2 separate regions of the Mus musculus genome follow, and region 2 is linked to region 1. Evidence: chromatin loops called from intact Hi-C (ENCODE). Cell type or tissue: heart. All regions are shown on one strand. Links, peaks and the distances in the headings refer to the core of each region. The heading gives the core; the rest is flanking DNA. Region 1 has its middle 26 kb from the start of Gm35191. Region 2 overlaps Gm40293 (a long non-coding RNA gene).

Evidence for each region. A loop is a pair of places that touch in the nucleus more often than their neighbours do. Peaks named below come from ENCODE experiments on the same cell type or tissue, not always from the same donor. Only the 100,000 strongest peaks of a DNase experiment are listed, where the experiment ranks them.
Region 2: a loop joins it to region 1, with 4 times the contacts of the local background. A loop is called at or near these places in 2 of 42 quality-filtered maps.

Annotation. Positions count from the first base shown.
Region 1 is chr5:39,954,348-39,965,818 of GRCm38, forward strand. No RefSeq gene overlaps it. Among named protein-coding and RNA genes, the nearest start is that of Gm35191, 26 kb to the right of the region's middle. In heart, for the core only: a CTCF peak has its summit at 6,842 (motif pointing left); no DNase peak of the experiment used is centred there.
Region 2 is chr5:39,209,508-39,220,978 of GRCm38, forward strand. Gm40293 (a long non-coding RNA gene) reads right to left here. Exons shown (of 4, transcript XR_868387.1): 4 at 3,669-3,986. Among named protein-coding and RNA genes, the nearest start is that of Gm40293, 92 kb to the right of the region's middle. In heart, for the core only: a CTCF peak has its summit at 5,771; no DNase peak of the experiment used is centred there.

The sequences.
Region 1 (11,471 bases), core at 2,062-10,061:
GAGATGAATAGAGAGTGAAGACAAAAGAGTCATTTTCTCTACAAAGTTTCCAGTGATCTTACACCAGTGAAGACTGTGTCTCCTGAGAAAAACGTGTTCCAGTAGAGAATACGAAAAGATGGATAAATGAAAGGAAATGAGAAACCATACAAACACAAAGTCACCTTAGAACTCTGAGACCTGCCCTCGTTCTTTGTTCTTTCTTTTACATCTTAATTGTTACTGCATCTCTCTCTTCTTTTTCATAATATGGTTTCTGGGAGTAGACAATTTTTCAATATAAATGCTAAATCTGTATTCACTAGAAGCATGTGCCTTGAGCACACTTGCTCAGCCATTTTGCAAAGCATTTTAAAATTAAGCCATTGTCAGTACAATATTTTTAAGCCAAATAGATAATTTTACTGAGAAACATTGACAAAATTGCACCTCCTATATACCCCACAAAACAAAAAGCCTGAAAATTATGAGGTTTTCTTTCTGGTCAATGTTTGAACCTACTTAAAACTAGGTGCACCATATGTGCTTGTGTATGTGTGTGCGTGTGTGCGTGTGAGTGTATGTGTGTGTGCGTGTGTGCTTGTGTATGTGTGTGCGTGTGTGCGTGTGCATGTGTGTGTGTGCATGTGCGCATGTGTGTGCGTGTGTGTGTGTGCGTGTGCATGTGTGTGTGCATGTGTGTGCGTGTGCATGTGTGTGCATGTGTGTGCGTGTGTGTGTGTGTGTGTGTGTGTGTGTGTGTGTGTGCGCGTGTGTATTCATGCTTAAGCTCATTCTCCTCTCCTCTTCCTTTCCATCTTCCTGCCTCTCTCCATGCTAGGGATTAAACCCGGAAGCTCATGTATGCTGCTCAAGTGCTTCACCACTGCATCTCTATTGCATTAGGAGATATTTTTCTATAACTCAAAGATCATGTAAGGCAAGATGGATAAAGTTCCAGTTAGGGTCTGTAACAGGCTTGATTTCAAACGAATAGGCAAGAAATAGAAGAGCAGGATAACAGTTGTCTCTCCTGCCCTTCATGCAATCATGGACACCCCAACATATGTGCAAATATAAATAATGCACATGATGTAAGGGTCCAAAAATCAGTGACGGAAGACCCCAGACACAGATAGTACGCAATGAATACAAAGCATTTATTCTGCAGAAATATCTAGCATGTGGTCAACCATTCTCCGAAATGGCAACCCCAGACAAAGGTGTGCAGGCCTTCTTAGAGGGAACTGGGGGAACTCTCTAGAAGGACTAGGTAATCAAAAAATTGCATTGGAGGATGCTAGGGGGTCACAGGTGGTCAGTGTTCTGCATTCCTATATCATGAGTATTTAACAATAGGATGAATGAGATAGGGCTGCCAAGCAGAGGTGGATCATTCTTAGATAAGATATTTGTATATTTTTGTGGTTGTTTCCAGGCTTTTCTTTGGGAAGGTTTTTTTTTAATTAATTTTATTGATAATTCATTTTTTACACTCCATATTCCATTCCCTGCTCCTCCCCATCCACCCTCCAACTCTTCCATATTCCACACCTCCTCCCATCCCACCCTGTCTCCACATGGATGCACGCACCCCCCCCCTCCCACCCCACCTGACCTCTAAACTCCCAGGGGCCTCCAGACTTGAGTGTTAGGTGCATCATCTCTGAATGAACACAAACCTGGAAGTCCTCTACTCTATGTGTGTTGGGGGCCTCATATCAGCTGGTGTAGGCTATCTGTTTGGTGGTTCAGTGTTAGAAAGATCTCAGGGGTCCAGATTACTTAAGACTGCTGGTCCTCCTACAGGATTGGCCTTCTATTCAGCTTCTTTCAGCCTTTCCCAAATTCAACAACAGGGGTCAGCTGCTTCTGTCCATTGGTTGGGGCAAATAACTAAATATGACTCTTTCAGCTGCTTGTTGGGTCTTTTGGAGGGCTGTCATGATAGATCCCTTTTTGTGAGTGTTCCATAGCCTCAGTAATACTGTCAGGCCTTGATACCTCTCTTTGAGCTAGATCCCACTTTGGGCCTGCTGCGGGAACTTCTTTTCCTCAGGCTCCTCTCCATTTCCATCCCTATAATTCTTTCAGAGAGAAACAATTATGGGTCAGAGGTGTGACTGTGGGATGGCAACCCCATCCCTCACTTGATGTCCTGTCTTCCTGCTGGAGGTGTGCTCTATAAGTTCCCTCTCCCTACTATTGGGCGTTTCACCCAAGGTCCCACTCTTTGAGTCCTGGGAGTCTCTTACCTCCCAGATCTCTGGTGCATTCTGGGGGGTCCCCCCAACCTCCTACCTCCTGAGGTTTCCTGTTTACATCCTTTCTGCTGGCCCTCAGGGCTTCAGTCCTTTTCCCTCACTCAATACCAGATCAGGTTCCCCTTTACCCCCACCACTGTCCACCCCAACCAATCTACTTTCCCTCCCAAGTCACTCCCACTCTCCCCACTTGTGATTACTTTCTTTTCTCTCCCAAGTGGGGCTTAGGTGTTGGGCACTTCAACTTGTTGAGCCTTTTGAATTCTGTGTATTGTATCTTGTGTATTCTGTATTTTTTTTTTTAAATATCTACTTATTAGTGAGTACATACCATGCATGTCCTTTTGGGTCTGAGTTACCTCACTCAGAATGATATTTTCTAGTTCCACCCATTTGCCTATAAAATTCAGGATCTCTTCATTCTTAATAGCTGAGCACTATTCCATTGTGTAAATGAACCACATTTTCTGTATCCATTCTTCTGTCTTAGGACACCTACATTGTTTCCAGCTTCTGACTATCACAAATAAGGCTGCTACAGACATAGTGGAACACATGCCTCTGAGGCATGGTGGGGCATCTTTTGGGTGTATTCCCAAGAGTGGTATAGCTGGGTCTTCAGGTAGATTTATTTCCAATTTTCTGAGGAACCTCCAGACTGATTTCCAGAGTACCAGTTTGCAATCCCACCAGCAATGGAGAAGTGCTCCTATTTCTCTACATCCTCTCCAACATCTGTTGTCACCCAAAGTTTTGATATTAGCCATTCTAACTTGTGTAAGGTGGACTCTCAAGATCGTTTTGATTTGCATTTCTCTGGTCACTAAGGACTTTGAAATTTTCTTTAGGTGTTTTTCAGCCATTTGAGATTCCTCAGTTGTAAATTATTCTTGGTTTAGTTCTATACCCCATTTTTTGACTGTGTGTGTGTGTGTGTGTGTGTGTGTGTGTGTGTGTGTGTGTATGTATGTATGTATGTATGTATGTGTGTGATTAACTTCTTGAGTTCTTTATATATCTTGGATATTAGCCCTTTGTCAGATGTGGGGTTAGTGAAGTTTTTTCCCAATCAGTAGGCTGCCGATTTGTCTTATCGACTATGTCGTCTGCCTTACAGAAGCTTTGTGGGATGGGGTTTTATGTGACAATGTTTCTGATTTATATGATCTCTTCCTAGAGCTGGTGCCTATGACCTTCTTTTTGGAATCAGGTTAAATGGAGACAATTGAGGTTTTTGTTGCCCTTTCAACACACACACACACCCACACACACACACACACACACACAAATGCATACACATACTATGCAGAATACATAAGGTTTGGATTTAAAAGTCATGTCTGTGAGCCTGTTGAAAATGTGAGCCTTACTGTATATAAAGAATGAAAATATCTCTTCATATAAAATCTGATCTCAAAACCAGATGCCACTGATTAAGGAAAGTTCAGAAACTTGTGAAAGGTTTTGCTATGTTCTAGAATGTGTTCCTCAAAGTTTCATAAAAGGAACTCAGATCTCCTTGTAGTCACAGTGCAAGAAAATTAGACCTTAAGAGATGTGTCTTAGAGAAAACTTTTCAGATCATTGATTTTTCACCATCAGATTAACACGTGTAGTTGATTGGGATTCTGGTGTCAGTTGATTTAATGAGTTGTTTTCAGAAGAGCAAGTGTCTCCTCCCACCTGGTCTCTCTCTTTCTCTCTCTCTCTCTCTCTCTCTCTCTCTCTCTCTCTCTCTCTCTCTCTCTCTCTCTCTCACACACACACACACACACACACACACACACACACACACACACACACACATCCATGTCTCTTCTTGTGATCTCGTACAGATGTCTGCCATGGCAAGGTTGTTTCCCTGAAGCCTTTAAAAGGGTCCTAGCTGATGAAGTTGTTTGATGATGAATTTGCAGCTCTAACACTCCACCTCCCCCTCGTTCACAAGTGGAAGCCTAACAAGGCTGTCATATATATATATATATATATATATATCTGTGTGTGTGTGTGTGTGTGTGTGTGTGTGTGTGTCAGGTTATTTTTTCTATAATATTAGAAAACACTTTGCTGATATTTTCTTTCTTTTCTCCCCATTTCTGGAATACAGAGTATAATGGCTTGGAAAGAAGTATCCCCTGTTGGGTCAAGTACATGAAAACTTGGTACCAAGTTAGTAGTAGCATTTGAGAAGATTATAGAATACTTTAGAAATACAGCCTTACTGAAGGAAATGCATCAAAGAGTTCAAAGCTTTAACACACATTCCAGTTCAGTCTCCCCATTATGTGTGGGGCTGAGATGTGAACTCTTAGTGTCATGATTCTGTTGCCTGATGGAGTGCCCCCCTTATCTTCCTGGGTAACCATAGAGCAAACAAATTCTTCCTTCAACCGTCTAGTACACAGTATAAGGATTTGAGGGCCCAAAGCAGAGAGTTGAGTTGACACTGTTTAATAAGTGTCAGTGGGTCACAGAAAAGCTGAGAAGAATGGCAGACTATCTTTAGGAGGTAAAATAAAAGTCCCAAGGAAGCGAAATCCTCGGAAATGGATTAGAGTAGAAATTCCTTGTAAATGTTCTTGAGCTCAGAAACCCAGCCTATGACAGACAAATTATATTCTGATATTGATTTTAGAGTGTCTTGAAGTTGACATTAGGGAAAACTCATCAACGTTTGGGCCTTGACATTTACAGTTTAAAAAAAAAAGTAAAAATCTGAGGAGAAAATCAAAACAAAAAAAATGGTGTTGAATCTGAAAAACAAAAATAGACAAAGCATTAAACTTTAGTGTTTCAAATAAGAAAAAAGTACATGTATATCACAGCTTACCACAGAAAATCCATTTAAAATTATTTACATTGAATAATTGAATAAATTAGAACTTATGTAGAAGTGAGCAATCAATAGCACTCTGAGTGAGTTGGGGTAAACTGAATTCCTATGATTTCTGACAGGAATATTAGACCAAGAAATAGAGACCTAGTTATAAAACCCGGATTCTAAAAGGCATTTGGCAAAGAAGCTCATGGTCTCATCACAGTGACGACGTAGGAAAGTGGGTTCTTTGACATGATAATAATTGAATGCATAGGTGTCCATGTATATTATAAGGAAGGAATTAATGAGTGAATGTCAAACCCAGCAAAGGTCTGCAGCCAGGCATCATCCGGGTGTCTTCTCTTCAGACTTATTCACTACAACATTTTAACTGAGCAGTTATCTGACTGCAGGGACATAGATAGCAGTTGATGAGATGTGACATGAAGGGCTAACTCTCCTGCACAGTGGGATCAAGAATCTTATACACAATGATCCAAAAAGTGTCTTTAAATTAAAGAAGAAGGAGGAGGAGGAGGAGGAGGAGGAGGAGGAGGAGGAGGAGGAGGAGGAGGAGGAAGAGGAGGAGAAGAAGAGGAAGAAGAGAGAAAAGAAAGGGGGTGAACTCATTTGTTATGGCTTTTTCATCATAAACCAAATTGGAGGAGGTAATGCTGGTCCTTCACTCGATCATGTTGCAGCTGACCCATTAGGGAGACAAGCCTCCAGCTGAAAGGAGTCTTCTTGCTTTGGGTCTGTAAGGAAAATGCCAGGAGCTTAATTCCTGTTGTGGTTGTGTACTGAATTTGCATACTTTATCTGCCAAAGAGACTATCCAGCCTAGGATTTCCTGACACACCAGTGAGAACACAGCTCAGGTTGCTAGGAACAGAGATTTCCAAACAGATGCAATCTAAACAGGAATCAAACAAGAACCACAAGGTAATGTGCTAGGAGGAACTTCCCCCCATGAAAGTACCTGATGGTTGCCCAACAAAACAGTCATCAGCTCGCTCATATAGATCCCAGGTAGAAGAGATGTCATGTGAAAGCAACATTATAAAGCAGTCCATCGAACATCCCTCTATTTCCATAACAAAGGAATTGGTAAGCTGCTCTTTGTTGTATTGGAGCCTCAGTTTGGCCAGGGATGGTCAAAGCATAGTAGGTAGCCAACACTTTCATGTTATGAAAAATCAAAAAGAAACGAAAATTGCTACTACTTCTTTATTTTCCCCAATCCTTTTTTTTAATCTTCAACGTTATCAAGACCCTAGTCAGAAAAGTCCACGTCTTATGCCAATATTTCATCCTAAAAACAAGTTTCTTTTGAGTTATTTCACGTTCCATCACATCACCTTTTCCCCATTCATTCTTCATTTCTTTTATTATCCTCTGAGCACTAACCAAGTATCAACTTTCTGCTAGAAAAAGTGAATTGATTATATCCCTATTAACCTTCATAACCTCATAGCATAACAATGGAAACCCAGAAACACCACCAGGTGATTGTTCTATATCACAGTGAATTAGTGACCAGAGGTAAGTCATGAGGGTTATAGAAAGAGAGAATGGAGTTCTGAACGGATGGCCACAGGGGAAGCACCTAAAGTTTCTGATAGATGTTAAAATTCAATCAATATTTAAAAACAAATCAAAGGAAGGCTTTTGTGGAGCAGACATAAGCTTCCCAATTTCTTTCAGACTTAAGGAAATAAACTTCCTTCTTCAGAAAGTCACACAGGTTATAGGCTCAAAATCTTGGTCGGCACTCCCTCTAGTGGTGAAACCTACAAACTACCCTTTTGCTTTTCCTTTGTTGCATGAAAATACTTCTTCGGTCAGGAGTTCTCAACCTGTGGGTCCCGTGATCCCTTTAGGAGTTGAGCACACCTTTTCAGAGGCTCCCATATCAGATATCCTCCATATATGATATTTATATTATAATGCATAAAGTATCAAAATTACACTTACGAAGTAGCAATGGAAATAATTTTATGGCTGGGGGTCACCACAACATGAGGTTCACAGCATTAGGACGATTGAAAACCACTGGCTTATATATTGCCCATAATAATTATTTAAGGTGTAAACATATATTTAAGAGTTTTGAATTTGAAGAATAAATAAATACTACCTAGAAACATGTCTGTGGAAGTCATTTAATAGCCACAACAACTATGAAAACATAAGCAATTGATCCTACCCAGTTAGGATAAGTGTCTAAAACCATAGAACAAACTTGCAAAATCATGTAAGCATGTAGACAGAAAAAACAGACAGGGAGGAGAATTTTGATATTTGTCCCAAATAATTTTCTCAGCTCAGAAAATAAACCGCTTCAGCAATCACTTCTTAGCTTTTTATTTGAAAAGTCATGCATTTAGATAGTCCATGTGTCTCAGTTTTATGAGGGTAATGTTGATTGTACAAGTGCATTATATAATTACCAATAACATCTTGTTTGTTAGCTTTAATGCACCCCATTTATATGATTTGTTATGTGCCTTAAATATATGGTGTAGGAGTAGGCTTTTGTGTGTTTGTTTCCTGTTTTGTTTTCTTTTGTATTCTTTTCTAGGGAGAACTAGGCTAATGGGGGGAGGGGAAGGGATTGTCACTGAGACATTGAGGTTTGCTACCTGATTAGTATCAAACAATGCACTTTTCTGACGAATCTTTGAAGCTAATCTGACCAATGTCTCAGATGAATATACCTCTGTGTCTTAGTGAGTAAAGATAACTAGAGATTAGAGAGAATATGAGATGTGGATATTTTCATGTATTTAATAACACGTACGTTTTCCAGGGAGTGGGGAAGTCATCTTGAGTCACATATTCCTTTGCACCTTTTGCCTCTTCCGAAGTCCTTATAAAACATTTCACACCATTTTAAAGTAATTCTAAAACATTGCCATTTATGCTCAACTCTAAAATGCTGTCTTAAACGAAATAAAGTAGGGGTGATAAAAGATGATAAAAGGTTTTTTTTTTGTTGTTGTTGTTTATTTTGTTTTGTTTTTTGCGAAGTTTAGTTGCTCATAGCCACCACAGCTGCATATTTGGTTCTGGTTAAAACCCAAACATTAAATATCTTTAACATTGAAAAATAAGCCAGGAGGAGTGGAGAAATTTATTTAACACCATACAATGGTACAAAAGGCAGTCACTAAAAATAACAGCAAAGAGCTCTATTTACTGGAATGGGAAAATGGGAAATCATTCATAACATGTCATCCAATGGAACAAGCAGTTACGGTCAAACGGCTGCAATATTACTAACAATTTAGGCAAAATTATAAAATATATAGTTATATGTTTTATATGAATTAAAAGTGTCCCTGGAAGCTGCTCCAGGATTCATGGGTATAAAAACGGTAAGAGAAAATAAACGTTTGGAATCAGGTCTCTCAAAGCCGTAACCAGCAATGTCAAGTCAAACTCTTGCTGGAAATAAGGAGCCCAGATGTAAGACTTACTTTGGTCTCTGAATTCTTGAGTCTTGACGGTTCTTGACTTCAGTTGGTATTTCCTGACACCCTGACCCTCCTGGATAAAGTCCATATTTGGTTGGGTCTGGCTTGTGTGTGTTGCTAAGGGTTCTTGTGATGGAAGACAGACTTTAAGTATGGTGATGTCAAGAAACAATGAAACTTTGAAGAGTACATTTAAGTATGGTGATGTCAAGAGACAGTGAAACTTTGAAGAGTGCAGCCTATTACACACACACACACACACACACACACACACACACACACACTTGAGTATCAGACTTTATACATATAAGTTGTAATACTGGAGTGGGACCAAAATACATTCCAACTTTATGAGGAGACTCTCATTGCACCCTTACACAGAGAGGAACAGACACTTCCTCATTGGTGTCAGAGGAAGCATTAGTCTTCCCCAGGGATGAGTCTCTTGAGTATTATCCAATTTCAAGCTATTAGCCCTGGAAACATATGCATGGAAGTCACGTTAAATGACACACCCGAATAGATTAATATATTCATTTGTTTAAATGTATATGTAAGAACAACAGTTGCTGTTGAAGAGGAAGGAGGTGTGATCAGACATGTGAGGGGTAAGAAGGAGGGGGTATATGATATTAATATATTAAATTAAGAAAACACATATGATAAAAATATGTTCAATGTCGCCCAGAGAATGTTTAAAAATGACAATTTACTGTCTATGCTTTATAGAAACATACTTTATTTATGAAAATACGTAACTAATTTCCTTTTATTATCAAAAATATGTGTTAAAGCAGGTATATCTTCAATTGTGAAGTTGTTCAAAGGAAATTTGTGCAGCTTGTGTGTTTGAATGAATTACAAGCCTCTTTTCTGTAGACTGTATGGTTTGCATACAAGTTGAATGGTCAGTTAAGACAAGGAAACCGGCTTCTGCAAGGCCTCTTCGCTGCTGTAGATTTCTCTCTATCTCATTTCCCCTCAGCAACGAAGAGAAATCTAACCACAGCAAAAAGAAGCTAATAGCAGGCATGGCTGGATCTGTCTAGTGAGTCATCCTCCTAGCCGAGAGTAGTCTGTAGTTATTCATAATGCCTGCCAAAACGTTTCCAGGAGGGGTCCCTCCTCATATCCAGAGTAAGTATACTAGTAGATATTCTTAAAAGGGGAATAATCCCTGCCTTGTCAAGCTGACTAGGATGCAGGAAATCATATCTTTATTTCTTTCCTGTAGTGTGTGCCATGCTCAACATTTGATTATCTAACCATTGGTTTAGTTACTGGAATGAACAAAGAAAACACTTTTATTATCACTCACTAAAATTTGTGCCTTATTCTGTATATTGCATTTATCAACTAATTGCACATCTGTGAGTCACTTTCATTACATGAGATCTCTAAACCAGTTTTTCTAAACTTTTACTTAATACTATTTTTTCCCTACAACTTACTAATTGAGTAAACCAGCAGAAGACAAAATGTTCTGTTCTAATAATAAACCTTCCTTATTTGGAATAAATTAATGAATTTAATGAAGAGTGGTATTGCATCTCATTTTTGCAGCTATAATAAAAGGATCTATAACTATGTGATATATTAAGAAAAAAAGTTTTGTTCCTTAGAATTTGGGAGACTGAAGGTCTCATTTTGGCTTCCAGTGAAAATATTCTGGCTACACCCCAGGATGGCAGATGGCACCAGACAAGAACAGACATGAGAAAGAGAAAGAAGTCACATGGCAAAGATGAATGTAAGAGGAAATGGCAGCCCAGGATCACTACTTTTATAAGAATTCACTCTTTCTAGCAGTAACTGAGATTTGTCCAGTGACAGAAATTTTTCTGAGGGAGCACTCCAATGATCTGGCTACCATCCATTGGTCTCTCATCCTTAAACTTCCATCTCAACATCACATGACGCATTGTGTGTGTTAAATGGTGTTACCACATATGAGATTTCCCCAGGAGCCACATACTATTTAATAAAAAACCCCAGTGCCAGGCAAGATATGTTTCCCTTTGAAGTTTAGGTCAAGGAGATCAAAATCATACAGGATGTTTTTATTATCTTTGCTTTCCTCCCAGAACTTGAAATTAAGACCCCTCTGCTGAAGACACCACACACTTCAGACACACAACTTGGAAGAATCGAATGGAACTTGCCTGAAATCTTTCTCCATAAGAACTAGTTTTCATGGAATCCGTGAGTGTTATACAAGAAGCCAAGGAGTAGAGTGATCAGCCATACTACTCAGGTACAATGCCTACCAACCACCATAAAGCAATTAACACGGCAAGATATCCTGAAGGCTGTAATAGTGGCACTTATATCGTGAGGATAAAATATATCAGTCAAACTGAATTTAACACCACCCAACAGAAGGAAATCAGTGCCTGTATGTTACACCTATTCAGCTTCTATAGGCCTTACTGAACAGCCTACGAAACTGTTGCTTTTCTAAAACTGTAATATTCTCCACACATTTTAAATACCAGCCCTTATACCCAACAAGCAATAAGTGTAGATTTTGCTTCTCATCGAAGGAGTTTCTGTTTTACACAGGTGGAGACTGTAACATATCTACAACCAACTAACATGTCATGAATAGAATAAGTGCTAGTGTACATACATGCTACTAATGACACATGTATATTTTCTCATGTATACAGGTATATTTTCTCATGTATACACACACACACACACACACATACCTGCACACACTCTGTTTTACAGACACATTAAAAAATAAAGGGCAAAAGTCACTAATTGGTTATTCAATACTGAACAGTTAGCTCTGGCATAATATGCATACAGACAGATAATGTTCTCTCTATATATTTGCAAATTGTGTGTGTGTGTGTTTGCATGCATGTATGTGTATGTATGTGTGTAACTAACAATTAAAGGAAATGAGGTCATGATTTTGAGAGACAG
Region 2 (11,471 bases), core at 1,369-9,368, 750 kb before region 1:
TTACCTGTGTTCTCCTGTATTTTTTTAAGGGAGCTATTTATGCCCTTCTTAAAGTCCTCTATGATCATTATGATATGTAATTTTTAAATCAGAGTCTTGCTTTTCTTGTGTGTTGGGTTATCCAGGACTCGCTGTGGTGGGAGAACTGGGTTCTGATGATTCCAAGTAGCCTTGGTGTCTGTTGCTTATTTTCTTTCCCTTGCATCTTGACATCTGCTTATATCTGGTGTTGGCTGTTCTTGCTGTCTCTGACTGGCTTGCCCCCCTTGCAACCCTGTGTGTCAGTACTCCTGAGAGACCAGCTCTCTCCAGGAGGAATTTGGCTACGGAGAGCTGTGGCATAGGGACAGCTCTGGGGTGCAGATGGAAACTGAAATGATACTTTTTTTTTCATTTTCTTTGTTAGATATTTTCTTTATATACTTTTCAAATTTCAAATGCTATCCTGAAAGTTCCCTATACCCTCAACCTGCCATGCTTCCCTACCCACCCACTCCCACTTCTTGGCCCTGGCATTCCCCTGTACTGGGGCATATAAAGTTTGCAAGACCAAGGAGCCTCTCTTCCCAGTGATGGATGATTAGGGCATCTAGAGACATGAGCAGCTAGAGACATGAGCTCTGGGGGTACTGGTTAGTTCATATTGTTGTTCCACCTATAGGGTTACAGTCCCCTTCAGTTCCTTGGGTGCTTTCTCTAGCTTCTCCATTGGGGACCATGTGTTCCATCTTATAGATGACTGTGAGCATCCACTTCTGTATTTGCCAGGCACTGGCATAGCCTCATACGAGGCAGCTATACAAGGGTCCCTTCATTAAAATCTTGCTGGCATATGCAATAGTGCCTAGGTTTGGTGGCTGATTATGAGATGGATCCCCAGGTGGGGTAGTCTCTGGATCATCCATTCTTTCATCTTAGCTCCAAACTTTGTCTCTGTAACTCCTTTCATGGGTATTTTGCTCCTATTCTAAGGAGGAACAAAGTATCAAGCCATTGGTCTTCCCTCTTCTTGATTTTCTTGTGTTTTGCAAATTGTATCTTGGCTGTTCTATGTTTCTGGGCTAATATCCACTTATCAGTGAGTGCATATCTAATGACTTCTTTTGTGATTGGGTTATCTTATTAAGTATGATATCCTCCAGATATGTCACCCAAGAATTTCATAAATTCATTGTTTTTAATAGCTGAGTAGTAATCCATTGTGTAAATGTACCACATTTTCTGTATCCATTCTTCTGTTGAGGGATGTCTGGGTTCTTTCCAGCTTCTGGCTATTATAAATAAGGTTGCTATGAACACAGTGGACCATGTGTTCTTATTACCAGTTGGAACTTCTTCTGGGTATATGCCCAGGAGGGGTATTGCTGGATCTTCCTCCCATGCTCATGGATTGGCAGGATTAATACAGTAAAAATGGCTATCCTGCCGAAAACAATCTACAGATTCAATGCAATCTCCGTCAAAATTCCAACTCAATTCTTCAATGAATTAGAAAGGGCAATTTGCAAATTCATCTGGAATAATAAAAAAAAAACCTATGATAGCAAAAGCTATTCTCAACAATAAAAGATCCTCTGGTGGAATCACCATGCCTGATATTAAGCTGTACTACAGAGCAATTGTGATAAAAACTGCATGGAACTGGTACAGTGACAGACAGGTAGATCAATGGAATAGAACTGAAAACCCAGAAATGAATCCACACACCTATGGTTACTTGATCTTTGACAAGGGAGCTAAAACCCTCAGTGGAAAAATGACAGCATTTTCAACAAATGGTGCTGGCACAACTGGCGGTTATCATGTAGAAGAATAAGAATGGATCCATTCTTATCTCCTTGTACAAAGCTCAAGTCTAAGTGGATCAAAGACCTCCACATAAAACCAGAGACATTGAAATTAATAGAGGAGAAAGTGGGGAAAAGCCTTGAAGATATGGGCACAGGGGAAAATTCCTGAACAGAACAGCAATGGCTTGTGCTGTAAGATTAAGAATTGACAAATGGGAACTCATAAAATTGCAAAGCTTCTGTAAGGCAAAAGACACTGTCAATAAGACAAAAAGGCCACCACCAGATTGGGAAAGGATTTTTACTAATCCTAAATCTGATAGGGGACTAATATCCAATGTATACAAAGAGCTCAAGAAGCTGGACTCCAGAAATTCAAATGACCCCATTAAAAATGTGGTTCAGGGCTAAACAAAGAATTCTCAACTGAGGAATACTGAATGGCTGAGAAGCACCTCAAAAAATGCTCAACATCCTTAATCATCAGGGAAATGCAAATCAAAACAACCTTGAGATTCCACCTCATACCAGTCAGAATGGCTAAGATCAAAACTTCAGTTGACAGCAGATGCTGGCGAGGATGTGGAGAAAGAGGAACATTCCTCCATTGCTGGTGGGATTGCAAGGTTGTACAACCACTCTGGAAATCAGTCTGGAGGTTCCTCCAAAAGGATTCCTTTTCAGGCTGCTCATCAGTTTCTGTGTTCTGAGGGTTCCGGGCAGATACCTTGGAGTTGAAGTGGTGGTCTTACCTGTGCTTACAGGCTTGTCAGCACTCCTGGGAGATCTGCTCTCTCCTGGCAGTATTTGGGTATAGAAGGCTGTGGCACAGGATCAGCTCTGGGCACCTCAGATTAGCTTCTTATCCTCAACTCTTTGTCCCTCTGCTCCAGAGGGCCCAATGAAAGATGGCTTCCCTTTGGTTTACTTTCTTCACTTTAAAATAGCACATATTCCAAAGTTTATTGTTCCTGTCATACATATGAAGAATCAGAGACTTGATATATATATATATATATATATATATATATATATATATATATATATATATATATATACTGTGGTGGGGATGGAAGCCATGCCTGTGGGTATGCTGAGGACGAACTCTACCCTAGCTTGCAATTGTTGAAGAGAAGATAAAGAACTATTGCTGTAAAGCAGAGTCTTGAGGGTTTAAGTTGGCATTTTCTTGTTCTGTCTTCCTGGTTCTTCTTTGTGTTCCCTAGAATCTTATGTGATTCCCTGAAAAATCCCAGGAACCCAAACACAAGAATATCTGTCCTCCTCAAATGAACTTGCACAGGCACCAACTCTACTAGGTATTTTAGCTCACTGGATCTCTAAGAAGGGAGACAAGGGAAGGCTTGCCACACCATACTCCTGCATGACAGCCCCACTCAAACACTGGCTAGAAGCAGACACCAAGGGCTACATCAGCCTGACCCAAGGGACATGTGGGATGAATAAATTACTGTCCTCAATGAGCTCCTTTGTAGAAAAGGCCACACAGACATTAGTGTAGAGAACAACTGTGTTTCCAGTGTGGAAAGACAGTTCTCCTTTGTGGGGGCTTAGAGCTGCTAATTAACAGCTAATGTTTTCTTTTCAGGCAAGGCTGCATGAAATATTAGGATTTCCCAGATCATTAATGTATTTGAATTTTATTCCCGTTCTCCTTGATAGACTTTATGTCTACTCCTCCTGATATTTCATGATAGCATCAATTAAATAACAAATGAGCATAATAAGAATAATAAGAATATTAATATCCATAAAAAGGCTTTTGAGATTTTAGAATCTGTGATTTACAAGCAACTTATTATTTACATAGAAAACCAGAGTATTTGATGATTAAGTTGGAGGAACTGCTTGGTGGTTTCTTAAAGAACTCAGTATGTAACATGACTATGGAGATCATGTGAGATTTCCACAAAGGGAAGTGTTTCCATGGTACAGCTGACAGTCTTCAAGTGCTATGCCTGGAGTGGCACCTTTTACAGAGCATGCATGGATTCTATGGGGGACAGACAGGGTCAGGGAGGGAAGGTGGAACATTCATTCGTGATGTAGCACTGTACTCTTCTCGAGGTCAGTGAAGGAGAATGATAGTCCTGTCACAGTGCCAACAGGTGGAAGAGCAGTATGAGCTACAAATTCCAGCTATTTATGCAACTTTAAACATCCCAGTAGCGGAACCTAGAAATTAATACAAAGGTAGAGGTAATTTAATAATCTGTTTCATGTTCCTTAAACATTCAATATATATGATCTTCCTGTTTGGAATCAGTTTAACAATGGAATATTTACATATTTATTTCTTATTAGGTATTCAAAATATATGTTTATTTTATACCTAATAGCACAGATAGATTAAAACTAACTACATTCAAGTGCTAAGAAATAGCCTGTGGCTGGTGGAGACTGGGCTGAATGGCACATCACTACTGTGCTGTTAGGAATGGCTTATTTTATTTTATTTTATTTTATTATATATAGATGGGAGAGGAAGCACTTCCTAAAGACTTCTGCAGGTCATAGAAGAGTTGCAGGACACTCTTCTTGAGAGTAGCTGAGAGCTTAGCCTCCGTGGGTAGGCACCGGGGAAGCTGGCTTTGGAGACATGCAAGGAGCCTGTGGGTATCTTCTTCCTCCAAAGCCTCTGTGCATCGCTGGGTGCATCAAAAACTCCAAGTCTCACGTGCTCTGTGGTGACATCACCCAGCCTTTCATTCTTCATCTCTAATTCTCTGTGCTTGGGATAAAAGATGAACTGAAGGTTAGATCTCCTCATAGGGAGCTAAGGTCAGCATCCTCTCATGAAGCATGGCAGTGTCAAAGTGGGGTTCCTTCCTCATTAGAGCTATGATGGACAATCCAAAAGGAGAGGTGAAACTAAGACTCATATGGTATAGACCAGCAGATTGCTCAGAACTGAAAAGGATAAGTTTGGTGGCTTCCTTCTATACCCATCTGCCAAGACCAGAATCAGCAGATTTATTCAATTTCTAACTTGAGATAAAACACACATGGAAAATGTTTAGGGAATGTTGAAACCACAGTCTTTATTCTGGGCTTTCACTCTTCCCTGTAGTAAAAAATATATGAATAGAACACAAAGTCCTCCCTTTCATCAAACTTGCAGAATATATCTAAAACAAAATGCAGTTCATATATTTAATTATGTTCAGGAATAATATGGATATGATATAGATATGGATTTCATACAGGAATATATAGGATGACAAAAACACAGGAAGGTGGGAAGTAAGAGTGGAGAAAAACCTTTAGCTTTGTGGGCAGAGAGCATCTTGGAGAAAGTGACCTTTGGATGGAGATGAGACTAAAGATGAGTGTATCTTCGGGTGAGAGTAGGCAAGGAGGAGGCAGTGAGCAAGGCTCGTCATAGGAAGGAGTGAGCAGGATGGTGACAGGAGTTACAGGGAACCATGCAGTGCTGGATTGACTCAGAAGATCGTAACTTACCTTGATTTAGTCACTGTGTGGGATAGTAACACCACACACTATTATTTTGGCAAGCTCAACATGGCTTCTTTGAGGAGACATGGATGCCTAAAACTAGTTCTTCAGGCTTTTGAACATTCAGAGGAGAGACAATGTTGTGATAAAGGATAGAGATACAGGAAAGAGCAGAGAGACCTAAGATCATACAGCAATGGCACCAGGCATGAAGAAAAGAGTTCAGACTTTCAAGTGATAAAGCCAGATTAAGGCTTTCACCCTTTCTTTGCCAGCAGTGCAGTCTGGTGACTCAGGCCAATTTTGTGGCATTCCTTCTTGGCTTCAGCTAAAGCCAGGAACAGTGGCTGCCTTTTATAAAGATCCGAGTTGTTTCTCACCATTTCGATTTGGATGGCTGCAAAATGAAGCATGGGGCATTTAAAACAGCAGCTCTGTGGTTCTTTTTTGATTGTGTGGGTTGAATATGTAATCTGTGCTTTCTGATGAGAAGTGTCTGGAACACAAAGGTAACCTGAAGGTGGGGCTATAGGCCATCATCTGGCCCTGAGCTGTCAAATAGTCTCCATCCTCTTGTATATTACAGTATATCTGTGGCTACTTCGCCCCCCCCCCCAGAAAACTTTTCCAAGCATAAGGAAGTATGAACTTCTGAGCCCCAAGGCACCACTATGACGTGGCAGTGTTACCTCTTAGCACATTCCTGGTGCAAACCTCAGAGGAAGAGGTGAATATGGCCACAGAAATCACAGGAAACAGGTCAGCCCCTGGACTAGATATGGGTCCTTGGACAGTCCCCAGCTGTGCAATTCCATCAACCCAGCAAGCCACTCTGCACATTTGACTCTTCATACCAAGTGAGGATCACAGTTATAACAGCACATAGGGAGCAGACGTTGTTTTGAGACAAGGTCTTGCAGCTCAGGGTAGCCTAAAACTCAGGATCCTTCCGACATATCCTTCAGAGTGCTATAAGTATAGGTATATTGCACAATGTTCAGAGCACATAAGAGTTTTTTAAGAACACAATAAGCTTTACTTATTTGCATTTTCTCTTTGTATATTTTTAGTTAGTTATGGTCAAGAATAGTTGGAAATTACAGAGCAATATAGTAAGATATCTAGAGAAAGACACACAAGGGAGGAAGGAGGGAGAGAAAAAGAGAATGAGAGAGAAAGAATGAGGGAGAAGAAGAGGGAGAGAGAGATTTTGGGTTAGATTATTTTAATTGCAATTTTATTTTATAATTGTTTGTCTTTAATGTCAGTTAGTGATCTCTGTGCTGGGTTGAATGTAAATTGTCTCCAATAGACTCATGCATTGGAACACTGAGTCTCTAGTCAGTGTTTGGGAAGTCAATATAATTGGTAGGAGGCAGAGATTTGCTAGAGGAATTATGTCACTGGGGATGGACTTGGAGGTTTTTAGTCTTGCCCTACTTCCTATTCTTTCTCTAAGCTTCATGCATATGTGAAAAAATGTAATCAGCCAGCTTCCTGCCACCATGCTATGCCTTCCTCAACATGGTGACATGTAATTCTTCTGGAGCTGCAAACCAAAATAAAGTCTATGTTCTTTAAGTCACTTTTGGTCATGGTGTTTTATTACAACAACAGAAACTAACTAATATAATCTCTTGCCATGATGCAGGAGTCTTGGAATGTACCTCTCACAAATAAGAACAGACTGCTGTCTTATACGGGATGTTAGCAAGAAGTGAATACGCTCTCGGTAGCTGACGCTTTGTGTAGGGGTGGGTGGTGATCTTCACAAAGCACAATCTAAGTGAGACATCTCAAACCATCCCAGAAACAAGAAATGCAAATTAGAACTATTTTGAGGTTCCACTCATCCCAGTCAGAAGAGCAACAAGCAAACAAATGACAACAAATGCTGGCAAAGATGTAGGGAGAGAAAAACATGTATCCGCTGTTGGTGGGGGTATCAGCTAGTGGACCCACTATGGAAATTAGCAGGGAGGTTTTTCAAAACACTAAAAATAGAACTACCATATGACCTATCTATACTGTTCCCAAGCAGAGGCACCTAGAGGACTCATCTGCATATTCATATTTATCAGGGCTTTATCCACAATAGCTAGGGAGCAGAATCAGCCTAGCTGTCCATCAACAGAGAAATGGATAATGAAAGTATATACTCACAATGGAATTTTATTCAGCTGTAAAAATGAAATTGTGAGATTCTCAGGAAAATATATGAAAATGAAAAATATTTTGAGCACAGTAACCCAGCCTTAGGAAGACATATGTTCTTTGTCATCTGTAGATTCTTGCCTTTAACATTAAATATGTGAATCCAGGTTGGAGAAAATATGAATAAAGGCCAGGAAACTAGAAAGAAGCCCATGTGACTGGAAAAATAATGGGTGGGAGGGAGAGAGAGAGAGAGAGAGAGAGAGAGAGAGAGAGAGAGAGAGAGAAAGAGAGAGAAAGCAAGAGGCTTGAAGTCAATAGTAGCATCCAAACTGCAGTGTGAGGCTACCCTGGCACTCCATAGACATTAGGAAATTTGTCAGAGCTGTGCTGTCACCTTGTTCATGCTAGGGAATAAATGGCAATGAGATGGTTGCCATCACATCACTTAGAGAGTCAGAGACATTTGGGTTTGAATTATTGTTATAAATTGAATTATTGTAATAGTAGCTAAAGAGAAGGTTCAAAGGTATGACAGTTAGCCACTCAAGGAAAGTGTAGGGGATAGAAGAGACATTTGATTTTGAGCTCCGGTGTCTGCTTTTGTCATGTCATTGCACCAGTTCCCATGTCTCCCAGCATGAACTTTATTCTAGCATCGTTGCTGATGAGATATGGGACTCATGGCTTACAGGCAGGTAAAGTGACTCACCCAGGGTCATCCAGGAAGTGGGTGGAAAGAGCAGGGCTCGAATTCTAGCCCTTTAGCTACAGAGGTCAAGTCCTTTGCTTTACTCATGCTGATTCTCAGTAGGGCTTTGTGACTGGAATTTTCTGCATTTCCTTTTGTTCCTCCCTCAAGCACTTCCACCATTATTGACCATGAATCACTATAATTCTATAGGCTATACTGCCGAATTCTATAACAGAAACTACGAAAATATATTCTGTTTTCCCCAGTGCTTAGCATGATCCATGTCTAAGCTTGTTTATATTGTCAACTTAATACAACCTAGGAGGGGAGAAATTCAATTGAAAACTTGCCTCCATCAGATTATCTCCTGTGGACATGCCTGTAAGTGATTATCTTAATGGTTAATTAATACAGGAGGGCCCAGAGCCATCCCCTGGCAAGGGATCTTGGGCTATGTAAGAATACTAGTGGAGGACCCAGAGAATGAGATTTCTTATGCAAATTCAGTTCCAGTTCCTTCCTGAAGTCCCTCATTGCTGGACTGTGACTTGGAAGTGTAAGGTGGAATGAGCTCTTTTCTCCCCAAGTTGCTTTTAGTCATGGCACTTGTCACAGCACTAGGAAAAACTAACTAGAGCAATCCATTTATGCTATAGTCTTGGAGTTCACGTATGTCCACATAGAGATCTTAGAAGTGACTCACTCTGCACTGGTAAGCAAGAGCCTTTATGCTCTTTGACACCCTGTGGCACACAGAGCGATGCTAAAGATTTTCTCTCCTACTTTTCAGAATGCTAGAGGAACGTGTCCTGTGTGCTGAGTCTTAAAGCATGTGTAGTCTTGAAGTTAAGTCCCTGCGTTTGAGTTGGTGTTCTTCGTTGTGCTCTTAAGTCTGTGTATAAGGCACGCACACTCCTGAATGAATGAGGTGATGCTCCAGTGTCCCGTGCGTTCACAAACCCTGCCTTTTCTCCTGGACTCTGAGCATGGTGTTCCCTTCCCTTCATAGTAAGTACTGTCCATCAGTATGGGATAAGTACTGTCCTTCTGGAAGATTCTCAAAACTTAACCACTGGTGTCTGTGAATGTGGTTTTATTTCTAAACTGGGTCTTTGCAAACTATCAACTTAAGTTTAAGATGGACCTTAATTCAGTGTGGCTGTGACTTTATATTAAAGGACAGTTGGAAACCGACATTCATAGAACAATGTGAGGGCATGGGGAGAAGAGAGCTGAGTACACTGTGTGGAATCAGTCACCCAATTCTGGGTGACAGATGAGGACCAGGCTCTGTTGAGCAGAGGTATCCACCCTGCTCACATAAGGATGTCAAGGTCTGTGCCAAATGCCTTTTCTATCAAGTGTCCCCAATTTATGCAGTTTATCATTTCAACTGGCTACCACTCTCATTAAGAAAACATGTAAACATGATTCTATTCAATTATTTATGTAAGCTCTTCCTTCTCGCATTATAACATTAACCCAATGGAGTGAGGAACTTGCTGTCCTGTCTTTCAAAGAGCCTGGCGTGAAGGGCCAACATCAGATTCTTGAATCATCACAGTTGAGTGTCAAAGAGCCCAAAGTAGCAGACAAAATGGTACTGTGGTTGTACCCAGCCATTGAGGTGGCACATGTTTTTGTCTGATTTTCTAAAGTCTAGACACAATGGGCACCCAAATGGCCTCTAAAGATTCCCTGTTGGGGAGCTAGGGAGGAAAGCCAGGTAGGAAAATATCAGGAGGAAAGAAGTGGAGAAGAGCAGAGTTGAGGTTTGCATATCAGGTGAAAACAGGGATAGAAGATGGCTCTGAGTGTAAACAAGCTTACTATACAACCATGAGGCCCTTCGTTCCCATCCTTAGAACTCCCACAGTAGAACAAGACAGTACCATAGTGTAGGGTGGTGGGCAGAGACAGGAGGTATCTAAGGTTTACTGGCTGCCAGCCTGGATCCCTGTTCCGTGAGAGACCCTGTTTCAAGGAAATACAGTCGATCTGAACAGGATTCCTCTTCCTCTGGACTCTAAATGTACTCAGGTATGTGCAAGTGTACACACATGTGTACATACTACACAACACACACACACACACACACATACACACATGAGTAAAAATATGAAAGAGGACGAATCTCAAAGGAGTACTAGCAGTAATCTTTTGATAGCTGCTGTCATGTTTTCTTTTCTACTTGACTCCTTTGGGCACTGCTGTGTACAGAGTTCAGAAATCAACCAAAGACACGTGCTGTCTCCGTGGATATGTGCATCCATGGGTCCTTTTAATCTGAAACTGTGGACTCTTTGACTTTCAAGTGTGCTGATTCCAGGATCTACTAAAAATAAATGTTTGCCTTATTGACATGCTGGCTCATTTTCAAATTGCTTAAAAAAAAAAAAAACAGAGTCTTTTCTGCAGCTGAGGTTTGTGTAACCTTTATCGATCTTATTTTACTCCTAATTACACGTGTTCTTCATTTGTAGCTAACAGAAGCTCTTGTCACCGATCCTGTCAAATTTGATCCATGACACTTTAATTATTGTAATCTTTTCTCCTGCAATAGTAGCAAGGGTTGTCCATATACATTTTCGTTAGCCTGAATCTTTACACAAAGAAATGAGAATTTGAGTTTTAAAAAGATGGCTTCCGGCTGTGGTCTATATGCATGTTCTTTTGTGTGTCTGTGGGTATGTGTGTTTGCATGATCACGTGTGTGGGTACACAGACATGTGTGTTCGTATGGAGGCCAGTAGACGACCTTGGTTGTCATTCCTTGATCCCATCCAACTTGTGCTTTTGAGACAGAGTGGATGGGTGTGTCAAGGTGGCTGAAATGTATGTATGAGATAGGTGTGTGTGTGTGTGTGTGTGTGTGTGTGTGTGTGTGTGTGTGTGTATGTGTGTGTGTGTGCACAAATGTGTGGAAAGGCAAGGGGTCAATAAACGAAGCAAGCTCTGCGCTTCATAGTCTTTTGCTAGACTTATTTATCTTGCTAGCTGCTTTTCTAACTTAAAAAGGTAATTGGTAAGAAAAACAAACAAAAACTAACCAAACAAATAAAAACCTTTAAACTACTCACCTTATGCATATGCCTGATATATTATACTTAATATATCTTAATATCTCCACTCTTTTGTTACAAAGCATAAACCCCTTTGGGTTTGGGTGTGGTCATCTTTCGTGGAGTCTTTACCATTGCATGGCTTGTCTTCCCTGGTCTGTGATTCTCATGTTTGGGAAGGGAACGGAGATTCTGAAAGGCTGTAGAAAAAGTTGGATGTTTGTGTGTGTGTGTGAAAGAGATAGAATCAGAGCTCATTTAAGGCATACAGGACCGCAGAGCCAGGGTTTCCCC